2 separate regions of the Mus musculus genome follow, and region 1 is linked to region 2. Evidence: chromatin loops called from intact Hi-C (ENCODE). Cell type or tissue: heart. All regions are shown on one strand. Links, peaks and the distances in the headings refer to the core of each region. The heading gives the core; the rest is flanking DNA.

Region 1 (5,379 bases), core at 117-5,116, 54 kb after region 2:
CTCTGTTGAGGTAATCATGTTCTTTTACAAACTGAGAACATCCAGCCTCCTCAGGTGTGACATCTAATGAGGTGTGAGCACGGAAGGTTCTTTTTTTCAGTGGCTCTTTTGTCAGAACTAGAGTCAGCCATCACCCTCGCAGCAACCACCTGACTGCAGGTCAGATCTCCCCCAGGGGCCCTCTGCCAAAGGGACAGAGTCTTTGAGGTGCACAGGGGCCCTCTGTAGACTTGTATGGCTAATCTGCGTCATGCTGAGGCTGGGACCACCATCATAAAGGCCCCACGGAGTTAGTCATGGAGTAAAGCACTGTCCTCCCAGACAGGAAAGTCTAAAGCAAACTGAGCAAGAGGACAGTGTGGATGGTGCCCGGCCAGAAAGACAGGAGGCAACCGTGCCTTGCTTTTCACTTGTGTTGGCTTTACATTTCTATTAAAAGCCTGGTGTTGCTGAGGTCCAACCTGAAAACCATACTCAGTTCTGAGTTTCAGATAAACCATTATAAAACATCAAAGTCACTACACACTGCTCCTTTGAAATTTGGGTAAAAAAATTATACAACCATATATATAGTCATTTTGTATTTTTTCTATGTTGTGAAAACCAAAATTGTAATTTTATAAGTCTTTGATTCACTAAAATTATATAATTTAAATGTATTTTTTGTATATTTAGGAATAAGGAGCTCAAAAACTATGCTTAACTTTCTACGCATGCACTTGAAAGCTGTTTTTATCTGATATTAATGTAGTAAGTTATACTCATAAAACACTGATACATGTTGCATTCCAAAATAAATTGGTGTGTGCTCTGCCTGGGTCTGATCTGGAGCCATGTTGCAAGAATGTGGAAACTCCCATTCCATTATGGACTCCGCTTGTCCTTTGATGATTTTCAAGCCTGTTGCTGATATTACTGGTTCTGTACTTAAAGGAGAAATAGGCTTTATTAAGTGGTTTCTCTCAGCCAGTTCGACGTCACACACACCGAGGCAGTCTGCCAACATGCCGACATGCTCACAACATGAGCAACCCCTCCCCCCTAGGAACCAGGGATCTAAAACATCAGTCAGAAGAAGTCAAGACCCTCGGTCCCACAATGAGGGTTTGGTTTTGTTTGCTCTGGGCAGTTTCTGAGGAGCATTTCCTTTTCAGCCTTCTAACGTTTCGCTGAGCCCCAACCTGGCAGATGAGTGTCTCCCAGTAGTGTCTGTCTTTCATAAAAACTACATGTACCTCACCTAAAAATGACTCCAATTCCAGAACATTCCTGGGAGGTTTTCACAATGTCAAACTCAAACATAAGTGCTGGAGGGACCTGGGTTAGAATGTCCCCAGCAGGGTCCCTGCTGACCCTCCCACTCTGGATCCCAGTTTCTTAGAGAGGTCTCCATGAACAGGCTCATCAGGCCGTTTGACTACACAAGACCCTTTGTTCTCACTTAGGAAAACCGACTCCGAGCAGCAAGTGGCAAAGCCAGTGGTCAAGGCTGCCTGTGCACAGCCTTTACAGTTCTAGCATGGTGGTGGGAGCTGGGTCTTTCTGATCACCATTGTCTACTTTGTGGCAATTGTATGTGTATGAGCCTTGTCGTAGAAGAATTGCCTGTAATTAGGAAGCCGCCTGCCTGTTCACAGTGTTCCAAAAAGGCTGCTGGGTTCTGTTCCTTTAACAAGAGTAAAAACTAGCATTGCAATTCATCATATTGGTTTTTTTCTTTTTAATCCCAGCCTTACAAATAGCCTGGCTCATTGTCAAGCCATTTGGTAGTGAAGAAACTGTTATAAGTAACTATTACCAAAAATAGCCATACCTATTAACATTCCTCTCCTCGCATCTAAGAGCCAGACTAGGGGAGACTCGTGAAGTTCTTTTGTGTGTGTTTTTTTTTTTTAACCAACACTTTCTTTGAAAAATATGAGGGGCTATTCCTTTTTTTTTTTTTTCCTATTTAGTGTGACACCCATGGTGTTACATGGAAAAAAAATCTCCATACCAAAATTAATTTTTCCCACAAAAGGTAAATTTGCTTGGTGACTCCCATTGGGTCACAAACCTAAATCAATGAGAGGTTTTGTGTTGAAGCCCCTGATGCTCCCTAATTCTAGAGCACAAACTCCTTTCCACAGCAGGACCTTCACATCTGTATGGCAGTGGGTGGATGGAATCCAGATGTCCTGCAGAGTTGCAGCCTGGTTGAACAGTCTGTAACGCCATTCCCGCCTCCATGTTGTGCTGGCCAGTCATCCCCACTAGGGGGCAGCACCTCCAAAGCAATATGGGCTTCAGGAACCAGCCTCAGCCCAAGCAAGGATAGGAAGGGGCAGAAAGGCACACAGATGAAAATTAGTCACGCATCTATTGTCCATATAAAGCAAAGACAGGTTTGGAGCCCATTCTGGAGGCGTACAGAGAGAAAGCAGCTTGGGCGCACGCTTTGAGGGTCGTGTGTTCTCCCCCCCCACCCCCCAGTGCCCTCCTGTCAAGGACTGTGCCACCCAGAGCTTTGATGGGGGAAGAAGGGCTGCAAGCAGGTGTTTGCACTGCTCAGCAGCAGAGCCTGCATGTGATTATTTCAAATGCCCCAGGAGAGCCTTTCCCACTCTTGCTGTCTCTGGATATTTTTGGAGGGCAGTCTGGGCCATGAGAAAATGTCAGGCCACCTTATAAGGCGGTGTCTGGACCCGAGAGTGCTGTCTGCAGCTTGTTGGGTACACTGTGCACTTAAGTTAACTCGACTCTTGGACTGTGGATTTTCTCACAGATTCCAAATACTCTGTCTCTGCCATGAATTATTCTCTTTAACAGACTGTAGATCTGTCTCCAGAGAGAGCTGTTTAAATGGCTACCATACTGAAGGTACCAAGCAGGTCACCGGAGGCTCCCTCAACCACACTGTGCCTGTCATCCACAACAGCCCTGAGTGGCAGGAGTGGGTGGATATAGGGGTGGGGGGTGGCGTCTGGTTTAAAACACGGAGACAAAAAAGGAAAGTTTTCTGTTCCCTTTCACTCTATGAATGTATTTTGAGTCTCCAAGAGGGGGCGCTGTGCCAGACTTTCCAAACCTGTTCACACACACAAACACACACCAAGGCTTCCTGAACACACCTTGAAAAACATCACTGTAGAAGGCTGCTTTCCCCACCCCTTCTTGGGGATGACGAGAGTGGGGCTCAGCCTGAGATCCAGGAAGCTACTACTTTGGTTTCTACGTGGTTCCCGATGCTTTAGAAAAACCCCCCTCGTGAAATAAATAAGTGGATCCTTAGATTACTGACGCACGTGTGCTCAGCCCCAGATGGAGTGTGTCGGTTGCTGTTTTCCAGTGGGTGTAAAAGGCGTCACGGTCACACGTGAATCTGTTGCAGAGACGGGTAGGGATCGGCAGCCCCAAGCCGAGTTCAGTCCCCTGCACCTCAGTATTCTCAAGTATTCTCTCAAGTATTCTCAGTATGCACAGCATGAGTGTGCCTAAACGCCATCCTCCTCAAATCCTCCGGATGTTATCTCTGATGCCACCTAGGCTGGGCATGCTGCTGCTCACACCCGTAATCCCAGCTGAAGCAGTGGATTTCTTTGATGAGGATAACCTGAATTAGAGAATGAGTCCCTGCCTCGGGGCGGTGGGGGTAGGGGAGGCTGTCAGAAGCAAACCCTCCAGTTTTTGCTACCAAAATTCTAAAGCTGATTTGGGAACATGCTTTCGATCCTGTCAGCCTCTACCCAGGGCTCATCCGTCTCTTGTGCTTCAGACAGTCCAAGTCTCTTGGTGCTTCCTCTGAGCTCTGGCCTCCCTTGCTCTCCTTGTCCCCTGCTTCTCTCTTCGTCTCCTGTCATGCTGTGCCACAGATGGGGTTCTCTCAAGATTACTAGTGGTCTTCGGGTTATGGGACACAGGGCACACTCTTTATTTAGTCCTTGTCTTAGGGCTGGACACCCAACAGTCTTGACTCTAGAAACCATGATAGGTTTTGGAATAGATGGTGAGGTTCAACAATGGCCGATGCTAGCCCAGAACTCTTGGTTTCTCCTCAGTGTGTTTCCCAAAGAATTTATGGAGAGTAAACCAGAAAGTGTTGTGACTAATCTTTCCAGGGTGGAGTTCCTCTAGGATTTGAGAAAAAAAAAAGCCTCAAAACATTCCTTCTTAAGCCAATGAGAAGTGGTCACATAGACTAAAGGAAATTATGAGACCTTCCAGACTCACTTTAAATCCCATCACTCTCCCCTCCAGCACCAGTACTGTGAGGGGAAGACAGGTGGAGCGCCTGTGCCCCCGTGCCAGGCACCAGCCTGGCCTTTGCAGGTGGAGGGCTAGGTCAGGAAGGACAAGGCAGTTTCCAAGGAGAGCTAGAGAGAGCAAGCCCCACTCCTCTCTCCACTTAAGCCTGGAAGAGGCCCCAGAGATTACATCCCTATGCACCGACCTCTTAAGGCTCATCAGCTCCGCTTGCTCCCATAGTGAATGTAGCTCCATCAGAACCATGAGACTCTGCATCATGATCAGCATCCCTCTTCCTTGGGGAGGGGCTGATGCGTAGGCATCTCCCTGGGAACCAGCATCCTCCCTCCCGTCGGCAGCCATCTTGTGGCACTGTTCTGTGTGCTTTAGCCTGTGCTGTTTTTCTCCTGTTTTCTAGGCCATTGTCTTCCGTCTCCTTCCTAACTCACTTTCTCACACACCAGGGTATGCCTCAAGAAGAATGCATGAGTCCACCCTGCTCCTGCTTACACCTGCAGCCCATGTTTTGCTCACTCCTGTCCGTGGTTGTATTTGTAGGGCCATGTGGAGTTCGACAGTGGGTGTGTCCACAGCATGCTTGTGGAAGTCAGGAGGACTGGGGTAATCCTTTCTCTCCTTGCCCCGTGTGGGTTCTGGGAATTGAACTCAGGCTGTCCTGATTGGCAGCAGCCAGTGCCTTTACCTGAGAAGCCATCTCCCTGGCCCTCTTATGGAGAATTTTGAAGAACATTGTAGGACTCTTGATCTTGGAGGTTCTGACTCAGCTTCGAGTCTCATTCTAACCCAAGAACTCTGGCCAGCAGGGCCAGAGCAGATCTAGCCTGGGGAAAGGTTCTACTGGACACTTGCCATTTTTTTTTTTTTTTTTAATCAATTGCCAACAACTTAAAACTGAAAGACACCATTTAGTCTTCAAAAGGCAAGGCGTCGGGAGTGGACATTCCCCATGAGGCCTTGCTGACACCCAGGGAAGACTTCCCGTGTTGGATCTGATGCTAAGGGAAGGAGCAAGTTCTCAGCCCAGTGCTGTCTGTATAAAGCCTGCCACTCAGCCTGCCACTGACCACTCAGGTCCTGGAGGCCGCTGGAGCAGGTACTAAGATGGGGAACAGATCTCAGACTTTGAGCTCCATC
Region 2 (5,379 bases), core at 233-5,232:
ACTCAGTAAAGTGATGACTGTTATTATTAATATGAGAATAGTACAGTGTTATATTTTTCTGAATCCCGTATAATAGTCAGTAGTCAGATCATTTAAATGTTAGGGTGATAGCTCAGTAGGGGAGACCAATTGCTGTGAAAGTATGAAGATCTAAGTTCAAATCCCCTGTACTCATGTAGAAAGCCAGGCATATTCGTACATGTCTATAACCTCAGCTTCGGGAAACAGAGTCAGGCGGATCCTGGAAGCTCTGTGGCCATCCAGACTACTGAAATGGGGAGCTTCAGGCTCAATGAGAAAAACCCTGTCTCAGACAGATAAGACAGATCAGTAGAGGAAGACAGGACATCTTACCTCCTCCTCCACCCCCACCCCCCCACCCCCGCCACATGCACACACACCCACATGCCAACAAAAAAAAAAATTTAAGGGCTAACAAGATGGCTCAGTGGATAAAAATACTTGCCAGGCAAGCCTGAAGTCTTTTGAGTTCAATCTCTGGAACCCAGGGCAGGAGGAGAAGCAATTCCTTAAGTTGTCCTCTGACTGCCACACATGTACCGTGATATGCACATCCCAGTACTCATACATCCATCCGCCACCCCACCCCACCCCACCCCACCCCTTGCCCCTGCCCCCTGCCCCCTCTCAGTTACTTTTCTGTTGCTGTGGTGAGACTCAGGCTTTCCAGGCTCCACCATGGAGAGCCATGTGGGTGGTAGGTTGCCAGAGCTAGCCTTCTAGCCCTTTCTGGTACTGCCTTCCCCTTTTATTCAAATGCAGTGGTGGGCCACATCCGCATTGCATAGCTCTGTCAGAATAGTACTAAGTGAACTGAGACCTTTGCCAACTCAGTTGCTTCCTTCAGACTACACCGGCTTAGCCTCCTTGTTCTAGTTCATTCTGTTGCTTCCTGATATATTTTCCTCCCATGACCCACAAAAGAAAAAAAGTGGTGTTGGCACCTACATGTTCTGCTCCTGTTGCACAAGATTTCCATTCTTGTTCTCTGAATAAACTGCTTCACACCTCTAGCTTTGCACTCTAGCACCTACTTTGCCAGGAACACCCAGCTCTGCTACTTGTTCCCTGCTTTGCACAAACATGCCTCAACGTAGAAAGAGGGGAGAAGTAGAGTGTGCTCTTTAGGACCCCAAGGCAGCTGCTCAGGGCTGTGCAGGCTGCCTGCACCTCATGAGCATTCAGTATCCAAGGTCTATGTAAAACCTGGGTGTCTGTGCCCACTTGCAGTTTAGAAGGCTACTTTGTGAAAAGAGCCCAGAAGCTTCCTTCTGCTGCCCTTGAAGGAGAAGCCCGAGTTTGTGATTGCAAACATCTTTGAAGGTATTAAAAATTTCTCCTCCTCCTCACCCATGTCATAAGTAAGGTTAGTTAGTGGTCTGAGTGGCGAGGATGTGCTGGAGGTGTCAGTGTGCCCGTGTGAGTGTCAGCAAGTGCACTGCGAGCATAGTAGTGTCACTGCCATTCTTGGTGCATTTTGAAAGTCATTTAAGAAAGCAGAAATGGGGTAAAATCAACACTATTTTTATGGTTTTTTTTCTCTGTATGTGTGGTTAGTCTTGAGACAGTCTGGAATCACCTGGGAAGTGGGCATCTGGGCATGCTTATAGGAGATTATCTTAAGTTCATTGAAGTAGGAAGACCCACTCCCTGTGGGTTGTACCATTCCCTGGCTGGGCTCCTGGACTGTGTAAAAAGGGAAGAGTGAGCCAGCCATGTACAACATTCATTGATTTCTTCATCGTAACCACAGACAGTGTAAGCAGTTGCTCCTTTTGTTTAGCTTTCCTACTGTGGTGGACTGTACCTTGAACTGAGACAAAATAAACACTTCCTTAAATTGCTTTTGTTAGTACACAATTGTTGTTGCAGAAAAGTAACTGAGGCAGTGTGTGCATGTCTTTGGGTAGGGTGCATGCATGCATAGAGAGGACAGAGGCTGACATCAGACATCTTCCTCCCTCCACCTTTTTGAGGCAGGGCCTCTCACTGAATCTGGAGCTCACCAGCTCAGCCACACTGGCTGTTTAACAAGCCCTAGGAATCTGCCTGTCTCCTCCCATCTCAGCGTTGAGACTGTAGGCATCCATCTCCACACACAGCTTTCATGTGGCTGCTGGGGATCTAATTCACGCCCTAATGCCTGTATGACAGGCGCCAAGGACTGATTCAGTTTTCTAGAATATTTTCCCACAGTTGTCACTAGAGGGCACCGTTGTTTTAAAAGAGGATAGTCTTTGGGAAGTCTTTTCTAATAAAAATGTATAGTATGAACCGCTAGCTGAAGCTGATTGAACAGTCAGCAGAGAAAGGGGGTATGGGTAGGTGCTTTTATATTGCTATCTCTTGAGTCAGTCATCAATGATGGAAATAATGAAACAACTAGAACTTTGTGTATTATCTGGGAGGGCCTTGTCCAATATTTCTTAATTATATCTTTAAGCTGAACACAGCTTGGTTTGTCCATGAAAGCAAGTGTTCTACTTTAGAAATTCCCGATGAGACAGTTTGTGGCAGTCTGAAGTCAAGAAAACATTCTATTTATATTCTTAGTTTCAAAAGCCAGATCAGACCAGTGAAAGTGGAAACACTGTCCAGAGACCAAAATGAGACATGTAACATCTGTTGAGTCATCTTTCAGAAAAAGAATTATTGGGGTCAGCAAAATGGTTTAGTGAGTAGAAGCACTTGCCACCAAGCCTGACCTGTGTCCAGTTCCTGAAACTCACGGCCTTCCGCAGTTGTCCCTGACTTCCATGTATGTGCTGTGTCATGCATGCACCTGTCATCCCAAAAGAAATTCTGTTTTTTTCAACTTTTTAAATTACTTGCTGTTTAATTCTGTGACAGTTGACTAGGTAAATCCTGAAATAAAAGGAACACACACTTGATGTGTGAGCAACCTCTCTGCATCTTTGTTCTTGTTAACTAAGGCAGTCTTGCTGTGTTCCAACTGACCTGACCGGGATTATGATGTTTATCATATTCTTGACTTTTTGGTAGTGAGCCTTGCCTTTAACAACCGAGCCATCTTTCCAGCCTAGTTCATTATATTTTTTACTCAATTTGAGAAACCTTTTATCAACTCAGTTTTTACGGATAATTTTGAAGGAATATATACTTCTTTGTTTACAGATATAAAGTTCAGTATATATTCTCTTTTTAAAACAGCTATTCTATATCATTGCTTATATATTTTGTTCATTTGGCCAATTAAAGTGCCCTAAAATTATCAATGTCATCTCATTTCCCTGGGATCTCCTGTGGCTTTTGTTTTAGCAAAAACGGTTGCTGTGGGAGGTAGAAGGATTGCCATCAGCTTTTGTTTTGGTTTGTTTTTCACTTTTTGAGACAGGGTTTCTCTGTAGCACTGGCTGTCTTGGACTATAACTCACAGAGGTTCACCTGCTGGAAGCAAAGGCATGCATGTGCCACCACCCAACTTTCTTTTGATCTTGGGGTTTTTATTGCAGTAATAGACACCAAAGTAGGACATACATAGATAAACATTTATATAATAAAATACATCTAAATTCTGTCTCTTCTCTCTCTCTCTCTGTGTCTCTGTCTCTGTCTCTCTTTCTGGCTCTGTCTCTCTCTTACACACACAAGGCTTGAATCCCCCAAGGCTTTATACATTGCTAAGCAAGTACACTGCATTAAACTATATTCTCAGCCTCCTTTTGACTTTGATTTTTAGTGAGGTCTTGTAAACAGTTCTTCCTGGCCTTGTATGTGTGATCCTCCTGGCTCTGCAGCCTGCGTAGCTTGGGTTGAAGGCATGTACCACTGCAGATGGCACAGTTGACTGCTGTTCCCCTTTCATTGTACTTTGTCTGGTATTAGGATATGACCTACACCTTATTTTGTTTCCATTTGCCCAGTCGCCTTTGTTCATTCTTTTATTTGTGCCCCTTTAAGTGACTTTTTTCTTATTTATTTATTCACTTACATCCTGATTGTGACTTCCTCCCTCCTCTTCTCCCAGCCCCACCCTCACAAACTTCTCCCCCATCACACCCTTCCATTTTTCTTAGAGAAAGACAAGTCCCCCTTGGGTACCACCCCACCCTGGGATATCAAGTCAAAGCAGGACTAAGCGCATCCTTTCCCACTGAGACCTGACACAGCAGTCCAGTTAGGGAAAGGGGATCCAGTGGTAGGCAACAGAGTTAGGGTAAGTCCCCCACTCCAATTGGTAGGGGACCCACATGAAGACTAAACTGCACATCTGCTACAAATGTGTGTGGGGCCTAGGTCCAGCCCCTGGATGCTCTTTGGTTGGTGATTGAGTCTCTGTGAGCCCCCATAGGCCCAGGTTAGTTGACTCTGTAGGTCTTGTGGTGTCCTTGACTCCTTTGACTCCTTCAGTTCTATCCTGCACTCTTCCACAAGGCTCCCCAAGCTCTGCCTGAAGTTTGGCTGTGAGTCTCTACATCCGTTTCCATCACCTGCTGGATGGAGCCTCTCGGGAGACAGTTATACTAGGTTCCTGTCTGGGATCATAACAGAGTATTAGTAGTAGTGTCAGGAATTGGTTCTTGCCCTTGAGATGGGTCTCAAGTTGGATCAGACATTAGTTGGCCATTCCCTTAATCTTTGCTCCATTTTTATCCCTGTGCATCTTGTAGGCAGGATAAATTTTGGATTGAGGTTTTGTGAATGGTTTGGTGTTCCCCTCATACCACTGGGAGTCCCATCTGGCTACAGGAGGTGGCCACTTCATTCTCCATATCTCTCAGCTAGGATCACCCCCATAAACTCTCGGGAGCCTTCCCTGTGCCTGGTCTCAAGCTCATTTCAGAGATGCCTTCCCATCAATTTCTGTTCTCTTTCATAGCCCTTTCTTGAGCCCTACCTCCACCCCACACCTGATCTCCATCCCTGTTTCCCTTCTTACCCCCCTCTCCCACCCATTTTCCTCCCCCATCCACTTCCAATGTCTATTTTATTTCCCTTCTGAGTGAGATTCAAGCATCCTCCTTTGGGTCCTCCTTGTTACTTAGTTTCTATGGGTCTGTGGATTGTAGCATGAGTATCCTGTACTTTATGGCTACTGTCCACTTATAAGTGAGTACATAACAATACTTGTCTGGATCTGGGTTACCTCACTCAAGATGATATTTTCTAGTGCTATTCATTTGCCTGCAAATTTCATGATGTCTTCGTTTTTTAATAGCTAAGTAGTAGTTCATTGTGTAAGTGAACCACATTATCTTTATCCATTCTTTGGTTGAGGGACATATAAGCTGTTTCTAGTTTCTGGCTATTCCAGATAAAGCTACTATGAACATAGTTGATTGAGCAAGTGTCCTTGTGGTATGGTGGGGCATCTTTTGGGTTTTTGCCCAGGAGTGG

What was found. A loop is a pair of places that touch in the nucleus more often than their neighbours do. Peaks named below come from ENCODE experiments on the same cell type or tissue, not always from the same donor. Only the 100,000 strongest peaks of a DNase experiment are listed, where the experiment ranks them.
Region 1: it touches region 2 in a loop (2.3-fold over the local background); 5 of 42 quality-filtered maps call a loop at or near these places.

Annotation. Positions count from the first base shown.
Region 1 is chr16:35,108,361-35,113,739 of GRCm38, forward strand. It overlaps Hacd2 (3-hydroxyacyl-CoA dehydratase 2), which reads left to right. Exons shown (of 7, transcript NM_023587.2): 7 at 1-815. Among named protein-coding and RNA genes, the nearest start is that of Adcy5, 44 kb to the right of the region's middle. In heart, for the core only: a CTCF peak has its summit at 3,039 (motif pointing right); a DNase peak (open chromatin) is centred at 2,241; H3K4me3 peaks cover 828 bases; H3K27ac peaks cover 2,701 bases.
Region 2 is chr16:35,054,303-35,059,681 of GRCm38, forward strand. All of the region lies in intron 3 of Hacd2 (3-hydroxyacyl-CoA dehydratase 2), which reads left to right. Among named protein-coding and RNA genes, the nearest start is that of Hacd2, 35 kb to the left of the region's middle. In heart, for the core only: a CTCF peak has its summit at 2,226 (motif pointing right); no DNase peak of the experiment used is centred there.